2 separate regions of the Homo sapiens genome follow, and region 2 is linked to region 1. The links are chromatin contacts, found by POLR2A ChIA-PET in ENCODE. All regions are on one chromosome and are shown on one strand. The core of a region is the stretch at or near the end of the contact, and the rest is flanking DNA. Distances in the headings are between cores, read along the strand shown.

What was found. ChIA-PET counts read pairs that join two places held with the same protein, here RNA polymerase II (POLR2A).
Region 2: POLR2A ChIA-PET joins it to region 1 with 13 read pairs in A673. The contact joins the enhancer-like site here to the promoter of COX6A1 in region 1. POLR2A ChIA-PET finds 5 or more read pairs at or near these places in 2 of 52 experiments (A673 and activated T-cell).

The regions. Positions count from the first base shown.
Region 1 is chr12:120,436,863-120,441,946 of GRCh38, forward strand. It overlaps COX6A1 (cytochrome c oxidase subunit 6A1), which reads left to right and starts at 1,251. Exons shown (of 3, transcript NM_004373.4): 1 at 1,251-1,367; 2 at 1,517-1,659; 3 at 3,592-3,868. The coding sequence starts at 1,265. The coding sequence ends at 3,675. It also overlaps the pseudogene LOC124903126. RefSeq lists enhancers at 1,288-1,497, 1,424-1,945.
Region 2 is chr12:123,484,137-123,489,123 of GRCh38, forward strand. RILPL1 (Rab interacting lysosomal protein like 1) reads right to left here. Exons shown (of 7, transcript NM_178314.5): 5 at 1,497-1,669; 6 at 44-136. Among named protein-coding and RNA genes, the nearest start is that of SNRNP35, 28 kb to the left of the region's middle. Within about 2 kb of position 1,680, at least 2 of the 41 ENCODE cell types and tissues checked have a DNase peak (open chromatin) inside an H3K27ac peak, as active enhancers do.

The DNA.
Region 1 (5,084 bases), core at 1-2,500:
GCTATACTGTGTGTTTACACATAGGTGTGTCTTTAGAGGAAAGGGTTCAAAGCTTTCATTAGATTCTTTTTTTTTCTAATAAAGAAAAAAGCTTTGTTGCCCAGGCTGGTCTCAAACTCTCAAGCTCAAGCAATCTGTCCGCCTCGGCCTCTCAAAGTGTTGGGATTACAGCCATGAGCCACCACGCTGGTCCTCATTACATTCTCAAAGGGGCCTATTGAAAAAAAAAAAAAAAAAAAAAAAAAAGGCCGGGCACAGTGGCTCACGCCTGTAATCCCAGCACTTTGGGAGGCCGAGGAAGGCGGATCACAAGGTCAGGAGATGGAGACCATCCTGGCCAATATGGTGAAACCCTGTCTCTACCAAAGTACAAAAAAAAAAATTAGCCAGGCATGGTGGTGCGTGCCTGTAATCCCAGCTATTCAGGAGGCTGAGGCAGTAGAACTGCTTGAACCTGGGATGCAGAGGTTGCAGTGAGCCAAGATTGCACCGCTGCACTCCAGCCTAAGCAACAAGAGTCAAACTCCGTCTCAAAAAAAAAAAAAAAAAAAAAAAAAAAAAAGATGAGACTGTTGAGTCAGGATTAGGATCCAGGTCTGCTGGCACCAATTTCAGTGCTCTTTATACTTTCTGTTGCTATTCATTCATTCATCCATTCATTCAGCAAATTTATATCAAGTATCTGGTATGTGCCAGGTATGATTCCAAATTACACCATTCCCAGATTATTCTGAGAATGCTGCAGTGCCAAACTCTTGGTATCACAGACTTTATATTCTAGTGGGGGAGACAGACAAAATAATAATATAACGACGAAGGTGCAATGTTATGTGCTATGAGAAAACGCAGTCGGAGGATGGCGAGGAAGGGGAACGGAATTTTAGATAGGGCGGTCTGGGATCAGAACCTCCAGATGCCCGTCCATGGACTCCAACGAAGGGAGCGATTCCAGGTACCAGGGCACCCTGCACAAACCTCTCTTGAGCTTCCGCCTCGCCCAGGTGGGGACGGTAGGGAGACCGGAGGGCACACGCATGCGCACGAAGGAAACGGTAAAGCCTGAAGGGAGGTGCAGAGCGCATGCTCTCTCTTGCCCGAGATGCCGAGGATTTTGACAAGGACTCCGTCGTCCCGGATGATAGTGCTCAGGTTAATGCCAGTGGGAGGGCGGCGCCCAATAGTAACTTCCTTTGGAGGTTGTAGTACCGCCCCCAGAGCCAATTTTCCACTTCCGCTTCCGGCGCTGCGGCAGTCCAGATCAAAAATGGCGGTAGTTGGTGTGTCCTCGGTTTCTCGGCTGCTGGGTCGGTCCCGCCCACAGCTGGGGCGGCCTATGTCGAGTGGCGCCCATGGCGAAGAGGGCTCAGGTACTGGGGCCGGGGTCGACGGGTCGAGCCTCAGCCCCACTCGGGCGAGACAGGGAGGGACTGTGACCTTGGCCCGAGGCCTTGCGGGAGGGAAAGTGAGACCCGGGCCCGCCCCATACCGGCGCTGAACGTTTGTGGCTTCTCCGCAGCTCGCATGTGGAAGACTCTCACCTTCTTCGTCGCGCTCCCCGGGGTGGCAGTCAGCATGCTGAATGTGTACCTGAAGTCGCACCACGGAGAGCACGAGAGACCCGAGTTCATCGCCTACCCCCATCTCCGCATCAGGACCAAGGTACGCCCTTGTACATCTCTTCAAGCGTCCGTTCTCTTTTCGTTATGTGTGCCTTAGTGCAAGTTCTTCATTCTCTGAAGGCATGGGTGCCAGGCGTGTACAGCTTGTTTATCCTCACAAACAGAAAATGTATTTTCTTCCATTTTGTGGATGGACAGCTGACACTTGGGATTACGTCTCAATTCTCTTCTTCAAGGTCATACAATAAGTGCTCTTCAGTTTCCCTTTTCTCCGATTCATCCTACCTCCTGCCTTCTGAGACAGTTCTTTTTTTTTTTTTTTTTTTTTTTTTTACTTCTGAGACAGTTCTGAAACAGGTGTCCGTTGTGTAAAGCCTGGAGGTTTGGGAAATCCAATTAGAGTGGCAAAGTCTGAAGGTGGTTCGCGTAAGCGAACCCAGCAGCTACATGGGAGGCTGAAGCAGGAGAATCCCTTGAACCTAGGAGGCGGAGTTTGCAGGGAGCTGAGATCGTGCCACTGCACTCCGGCCTGGGCAACAGAGCGAGACTCTGGTCTCAAAACAAAACAAAACAGCAACAACAAAACATGGGCATCTGGCAGCTACTAGTTGCATAATGAAGAGACTGACAGCTTTCTCTATTCCCCACCAATACCTTTTCTCGACTGTTTTATCATTGGTTGTTGATGTAGATATATTACAATGTTGTGTCCTCTGTTGTTTGCTGTATCTTTAACAAGGGCTTATTCTGATTCTTCAATACTGGCCATGCGCGGTGGCTCACGCCTGTAATCCCAGCACTTTGGGAGGCCAAGGTGGGTGGATCGCCGGAGGTCAGGAGTTCAAGACCAGCCTCGTCAACATGGCGAAACACTATCTCTACTAAAAGTACAAAAAGTAGCCGGGCGTGGTGGCGGGCGCCTGTAATCCCAGCTACTCGGGAGGCTGCGGTGGGAGAATCTAGGAGGTTGAACCCAGGAGGAGGAGGTTGCAGTGAGCCAAGATCCAGCCATTGCACTGCAGCCTGGGCAACAGGAGTGAAACTCCGTCTCAAAAAAAAATAGTAATAATATACTTGATCTTAGCCAAAAGGCCGAGAAGTGATGAAAAAAGTTATTATTATTATTATTATTATTACATCACCTAGCCCATATAGGACTGGCCTTGTAGAAACTTAACCTAGACTCTTGAATTTGTTGAGTCTTTGAGCGGCACTCCCATCCTTGTACAATGCAATTAGAAGCCAAACAGTAAAGGTTTCTCAGCCTCAGCACTGTTGACATTTGGGGCTGGGTAATTCTTGTTGGGGGGCTATCTTGTGCATTGTGAAATGTTTAGCCATATCCTTGGCCTGTACCCACTAGGTGGCAGTAGTACCTGCGCAACCCCACTCCCGCTTCCCCCTCCCCCGCCCCCATCACAGTGTCTCCCGATACTACCCAGTGTGCCCTGAAGGGGCAAAATCACCCTGGGTTGGAGACCGTTGCCCTAAAGTAATGCTTTTCAAAGGTAATAGGCAAGATAATTCAGGGTGGGCTGCAGTTTCCCAGCCCAGATATTGTTTGAAGTCTGGGATGGTGCCAGAAATCTGCATTTAATTAAGCATCTCCCTCCCCTAATACTGCCACCATTTTGATATAGGTGATTTGAGGATTACACTTTCATAAACACAGCACTGGATATACTAGTTACTAGGGAGAGGATGATGAGTAACTAACTTGAGCTTGCATTTTCTGCCATCCATATTTGTTTCTGGAATTAAAACTGTCCTGTAGCCAGGATAACTTTAAGGGCTCCCCTGGTAGTTATAAGAGCTCCTTAAATAATGGGAAGGTTGAACTACACCAGTAGATAAAGGACTAATTTCCATTTTGTTTTTATATATGATCTGTCACCCCGTTATAAGCAGTTCATGACGGTGTTCTTTCTAAATTATTTTCTGGAATTATCTAACTGACATCTTCACTCCACAGCCGTTTCCCTGGGGAGATGGTAACCATACTCTATTCCATAACCCTCATGTGAATCCACTTCCAACTGGCTACGAAGATGAATAAAGAGAATCTGGACCACTACCCGGGCACCAGGGACCACAGCACTGGTTTGGACCGTTACTCTGCACATGGACCAGAAAAAGTATATGGGACCTTAAGCTCACCTTCTTTACTTGTATCAAATGATGACTGGTATACTGGTCTCCCATCCCTTTGCTTGTGGCAGGAGATGGCTTAAATAAATAACTTAAATTTAGATTGGTCATGAGCTGAGAGTTACTTTCTTTGGTTGTGTTTTTTCGCAGAAATTAGCATTTGAGCTTCAAGTCAGTGTCCAAGTTGAAAAGAAATTGGCATTAGTTATTTCTGTTTCCACAGTGAAGGTCTAGGCTGCTGTTTAGTGTTACAGGTCCAATTCAGCCCATTGAATAAGTGTTTATAACAGCCCCTCTTGGTTTATTGTGCCTGATGTGGATAAAGGGACCAAGTGGAGTGGTGCTAATTAAGCATCAAGATTAGTCCTTGGTCAGGTGCGGTGGCTCATGCCTGTAATCCCAGCACTTTGGGAGGCTGAGGCTGGCAGATCACCTGAGGTCAGGAGTTGGAGATCAGCCGGGCCAACATGATGAAATCCTGTCTCTACTAAAAATACAAAAATTAGTTGGGTGTGGTGGCGCACTCCTATAGCTGGGTGTAGAGGCTTGAACCCGGGAGGTGGAGGTTGCAGTGAGCCAAGATCGTGCCACTGCACTCCAGCCTGGGCAACAGAGTGAGACTCTGTCTCAAAAAACAAAAGATTGGTCCTTGACGGGCCTGAGATATCAAAGACATTGAATGGCTAGCAGAATGCCTGCAATTTACACCTGAAAGAGGTATCTGTATTTCTCAAGAGGAAGTGCTTGATCTGGGTCTCATCTTTTTCCTGTCCCATTCCACTAGCATTTACTGCAGAATCTTCCCTGTAGTCATAATTTTCTTGAACATGTCAAGTTCTTTTTTTTCTTTTTTTTTGAGACGGAGTCTCTCTCTGTTGCCCAGGCTAGAGTGCAGTGGCACGATCTCCACTCACTGCAAGCTCTGCCTCCCAGGTTCAAGCCATTCTCCTGCCTCAGCCTCCCGAGTAGCTGGGACTATAGGCACCCGCCACCACACCCAGCTAATTTTTTGTATTTTCAGTAGACACAGGGTTTCACCATGTTAGCCAGGATGGTCTCGATCTCCTGACCTCGTGATCCACCCGCCTCAGCCTCCCAAAGTGCTGGGATTACAGGCGTGAGCCACCGTGCCTGGCCTCGAATGTGTCAAGTTCTTACTTTGAGGTAATCTCCTTCAGGGCTGGTAGGGTCAGAAATCTTAAGAGAAACAAAGGGAGCGTGACACATTTCTGCTTATTGGCTTTTCTGTGGAATTAAAACTATCCTGCTTTAATGGATAGTAAATGGTAGTAGTAGTAGTTACAAAACCACTCTGAG
Region 2 (4,987 bases), core at 430-2,929, 3.0 Mb after region 1:
CGCCAGGTCAGCCGAGCGCAGAAGCTGGCAGCGCATCACTTACAGTCGCTTGATGCCCGACTCCGGCTGGGGGGACGTCCTCGGGTGGGCGATGGGTGGGGGTTGGGGTATTCGGTTTTCCTCTTCCATTTCTTCACTGGAAGGAGATGAGAGGCGTGAGATAAAAGAGTCAAAAGTTCCTTGAGAACTGGAACATTCCAGAAGAGAAGTGTCTGATGGTCTGAGAGGGTGCATGCTTTTTAGGGGACCCGCATCTGTATTTCCAGTTTATTCTGAAGAGTCCAGCCAAATAGAACCACTCCCCGTTTCCTGTCCTTACACAGGCTTCCCTGTCGCTACACCTCTGTGGTTTCTTCTACCCAGAATATACCTGTCACTCCTCAACATCTCCCATATCTAAATACTACCCTATCCTTTCAGGAAGGCCCAGTTCAAATGCTGCTTCCTCCAGGAGGCCTTCCGATTTCCACCCCATCCACAAACTCGAAGAAGTGATCTCTCCCACTCTCCCATCTTTTTTTTTTTTTTTTTTTTTTGAGACAGGGTCTCATTCTGTTGCCCAGGCTCGAGTGCAGTGGTACAAACATACATAGCTCACTGCAGCCTTGACCTTGGGCTGAAATGATCCTCCTGCTTCAGCCTCCCAAGTGGCTGGGACTACAGGGTGAGCCACCATACCTGGCTAATTTTTAAAAATTTTTGTGTAGAGATGGGGGTCCCACTATGTTGCCCAGGCTGGTTTCGAGTCCTGGGTTCAAGTGATCCGCCTGCCTCGGCCTCGCAAAGTGCTGGGATGACAGGCATGAGCCACCGCGCCCGGCCTCTCCCATCTTTGAACATCCAGTATACAGTCAGTAAACCTTTCAATAAAAATGTGTGGTATTATATTTTTTATGCATCTCTTATCTTCCCCACTGGAGCAGGGACCACCTCTGGTGCATGGGTCCTTCCTTCCAGCTTTCTATTCAACAGATATTTGTTGTGCACCTACTGTGTGCCAAGCTCCATTCTAAGTGCTGGGAACTTAGCCATGGACAAGATAAATAAGACTTCTGGTCTCATGTTGCTTGTGGTCTCATGTGGAAACCTACAATAAAGCAAGCATGAGAGTGAACAGGATAATGTAGGAGGTGAAAAGGGCCACATAGACCATTAACACCGGGGCCGGGTTTCATTCATTCATTCATTTAAAAAAAGAGATGAGGTCTCGCTTTGTTGCCCAGGCTAGTCTCGAATGCCTGGGATCAAGCAATCTTCCCGCCTCGGCCTCCCAAAATACTGGAATTAAAGGTGTGAGCTCTGGTGCCCGGCCTGGGCCCAAGAGTTTCAGAAAGGGGTTGTGAGCTTGTATGTAAGTTCTTTAGGCCAGAGAGGGTACCCAAAAAAAACACTGATGAAATGCTTGTCTTCCAGGGGGTAAGAAGGTAACTGTACAGAAACTCTGGCTAACCTCAGTAAGGAGCCAGCTCGGGCCATCCAGCCCCAGGGACACTTGCCTCTTATAGTAAGCCAGCTCCTCCTGCAGCAAGAACACCTTGGACTTGAGCTCGTTCCTCTCGTGCAGCACGTCCCGCAGCTCCTGCAGGGTGAACCGGGGGCGGTTGGGGTCCTTGAGATCCATGGCCACCTTCTCTGCGTCGGAGATGCTCTCCTCTCCCACCGGCTCCGTCTGGAGGAGGCAGAGATGCTGCTAATGAATTCTTGGCAGCCACTGCCAGCACCCACTCTCTATCCTGAAGGAGCCCAAATTCTCCCCCTCCCGGGGTGCCAGCAGCCTGTGGAGGGTGCTATTTTCAGCACTCGCAGGCGGCCCTTGCTCACGTTCTGTACAGTTTCCCTCTGGAGGTGGAAGCCAGCAGCCACCTGTTCATTGTTCGCCTTCCCAATAGCCGAACCCACGGACCCCGCACCTCCCCACCCGACTTGGGGTTTCATTACAAACATGACAAGGCATCCAGGGAGGAGCTGTCACACCTCCCCTGCCCCCACCCTCGTACATCTGCTGCTTCCCCCTTTCCAGGCCTCCTTTCATCTCCTTACTAAGACCATTGCTAATTTGGCCAGAGTGGCTGGAATCTCAGCCTACACACAATTCTCCATTCCTTTTTCATTTGACAGTAAGTCATATCCATTTTCCCTGTTGTTATGGGCCTTCTGGTTAGGTCCTCTCCTCCCCAGTGGCTTTGAGTATCTGGAGTTCAGTGGAAGCCCGGCGGGGGTGCACACTCGGCCATTTCTCTGTGATGCGGGTGACCAACAGATCCCAGCATCATGCTAAGTCACCTGCCCCAGGTCACACCCACACCCATCCTCTCACCTTCTTGCATAGCGAGGGAGCCTTTTTAGAAAAATGTGGTAAAATATACATCATCTAAAATTTACCATTTGAACCTTTTAAAAGTGAACAATTTGGAAGTGACATTTAGTAAACTCACATGTCACACAACCACCACCTCTGTCCAGTTCTAGAACATTTTCTTCATACCAAAAGGAAAACCCATACTTATTATTTTATTTTTTTCTGAGATGGAGTTTCACTGTCACCCAGGCTGGAGTGCAATGGCATGATCTCAGCTCACTGCAACCTCCACTCCTTGGCTTCAAGCGATTCTTGTGCCTCAGCCTCCCGAGTAGCTGGGATTACAGGTGTGTACCGCCACACCCGGCAATTTTTTTTTTTTTGAGACGGAATCTCTCTGTCACCCAGGCTGGAGTGCAGTGGCACGATCTCAGCTCACTGCAAACTCCACCACCCGGGTTCAAGCCATCCTCCTGCCTCAGCCTCCTGAGTACCTGGGATTACAGGCGCCTGCCATTATGCCTGGCTAATTTTTGTATTTTTAGTAGAGACAGGGTTTCACCATGTTGGCCAGACTGGTCTTGAACTCCTGACCTCAAGTGATCCACCCGCCTTTGCCTCCCAAAGTGCTGGGATTACAGGTGTGAGCCACCGCACCCGGCTGAAAACCTGTACTTATTAAGCAGTCACTCTCTACTTCCCTATCCTGAGCCCTTGGCAAATGCCAATGTAGTTTCTGTCTATGGACTGCCTACCATGGACATTTCCCAGAAACAGAATCATACATTAAGTGGCCTTTTGTGCCTGGCTCCTTTCACTTAGCACGGTGTTTCCAAGGTTCATCCACGTTGCAGCACACACCAGCACTTCACTCTTTTTTTTTTTGAGATGGCATCTCACTCTGTCACCCAGGCTGGAGTGCAATGGCACGATCTCAGCTCACTTCAACCTCTGCCTCCTGGGTTCAAGCGATTCTTCCGCCTCAGCCTCCCGAGTAGCTAGCTGGGAATACAGGCACCCGCCATCATGCCCGGGCTAAGTTTTGTATTTTTGTAGAGACGGGGTTTTACCATGTTGGTCAGGCTGGTCTTGAACTCCCGTCCTCAGGTGATCCACCCACCTCAGCCTCCCAAAGTGCTGGGATTACAGGGGTGGGCCACCCCGCCAGCTCACTTCACTCCTTTTGATGGCTGAGCCATATTCCACTGTACAGATGTACCACAGTGTGTTTATCCATTCTTCAGCTGACGGACATCAGAGTGGTTTCCACTCTTTGGCTAATGTGAATAGCAATGCTAAGAACTGTATTAGTGTGGACACTTGTTTTCAGTTCTTCTGGTTGTATACCTGGGAGTGGGATTGCTGGGTCATGGGCTAATTCTGTGTTTAACTTGTTGAGGAGTTGTCAAACCGTTTCCCACGGCAGCTGCTCTATTTTACATTCCCACCAGCAATGCACAAGGGTTCCAATTTCTCTATATTCTTGCCAACAGTTATTTTCCTTTTTTTTCTTAATCACAAGGAAGCTTTTGCAAGTCAGCCAGTCAATCTACAGGTAGCCCACACTCTCAAAGGAATGGAGTGTCCCCAACACTCCTGAGCCACCAATGTCCCGTGACCAACCAGGAGTAGACAGAGGTCAGGACAGCAGTGAAAAAGCTCCAGAACAGGGAAAGGGAGAGGAAACAGACGTCCTTCCCAACCTCAAGAAAAACTCCATAGGCCCGGCACCGTGGCTCACACTCCTAATTCTAGCACTTTGGGAGGCTGAGGCAGGAGGATCACTAGAACCCAGGAGATTCAGACCAGCCCGGGCAACATAGCAAGACCTCATGTCTACAAAAAAGAAAAGAAAATTAACTGGGCATGGTGGCTTGCCCCTGTAGTCCCAGTTACATAGGAGGCTGAGGCATGAGGATCACCTGAGCCCAGGAAGTGGAGGCTGCAGTGAGCCAAGACTGTGCCACTGCACTTAAGGCAGTGTCTCCAACAAAGTGAGACCCTGTCTCAAAAAAAAAAAAAAAAAAAGAAGAAGAAGAAGAAAAACCCCATAGCAGCACAGGGAGAAGGGGACTAACTCCAGCCTGAATGTGCCCTGGACAGGAGGCTGAGGGATTCCAGAAGGCAGAGCCGAGAGGCTTCACACCCTGTGGGAGGCTGGAACCGGCTGTTCTGGGAAAGGACGTGTGAAAGGAGACAACACCCACTGCTGGGGCACGTCAGGTGACAGCAGAGCCACACACAGCAGGCCCAGGTTGGGGGAGCAAGCTGACCCTGCCCAGCCTTGGGGTCGGAGTCAGCACGGGGCAGCAGAGGAGGGGCCTCCATGCAGTGGGAAACTGAAATCTGACCCCGGCCGCCCTCGCAAGCTGTCTGGGCAGCTGAGGGGCTTCTTCCCACCCAAGAACAAGGGGAGGAAATGTTGGAGGATTTAATTTCCAAAGAAAGTATTCTAGGCGTCTGCTGATGCCACAATTTAGGTGGGCTGTGTCCTCAGAGGACATCTTCAATGTCCGATCTCCTCTGCAGCGCCTCCAGGGATGCTCCGGAACCACCCGGCAGCCACACACTCCATGTCTCCACCCAAGACCACATACAACAGGTGACGGATATGCGGCCGGCATTCAATCGCGCCAGTTCTCCTCTTTCCCTGGCCCAGCTTCACCAAGGAGCAACCCTGGATGTCTA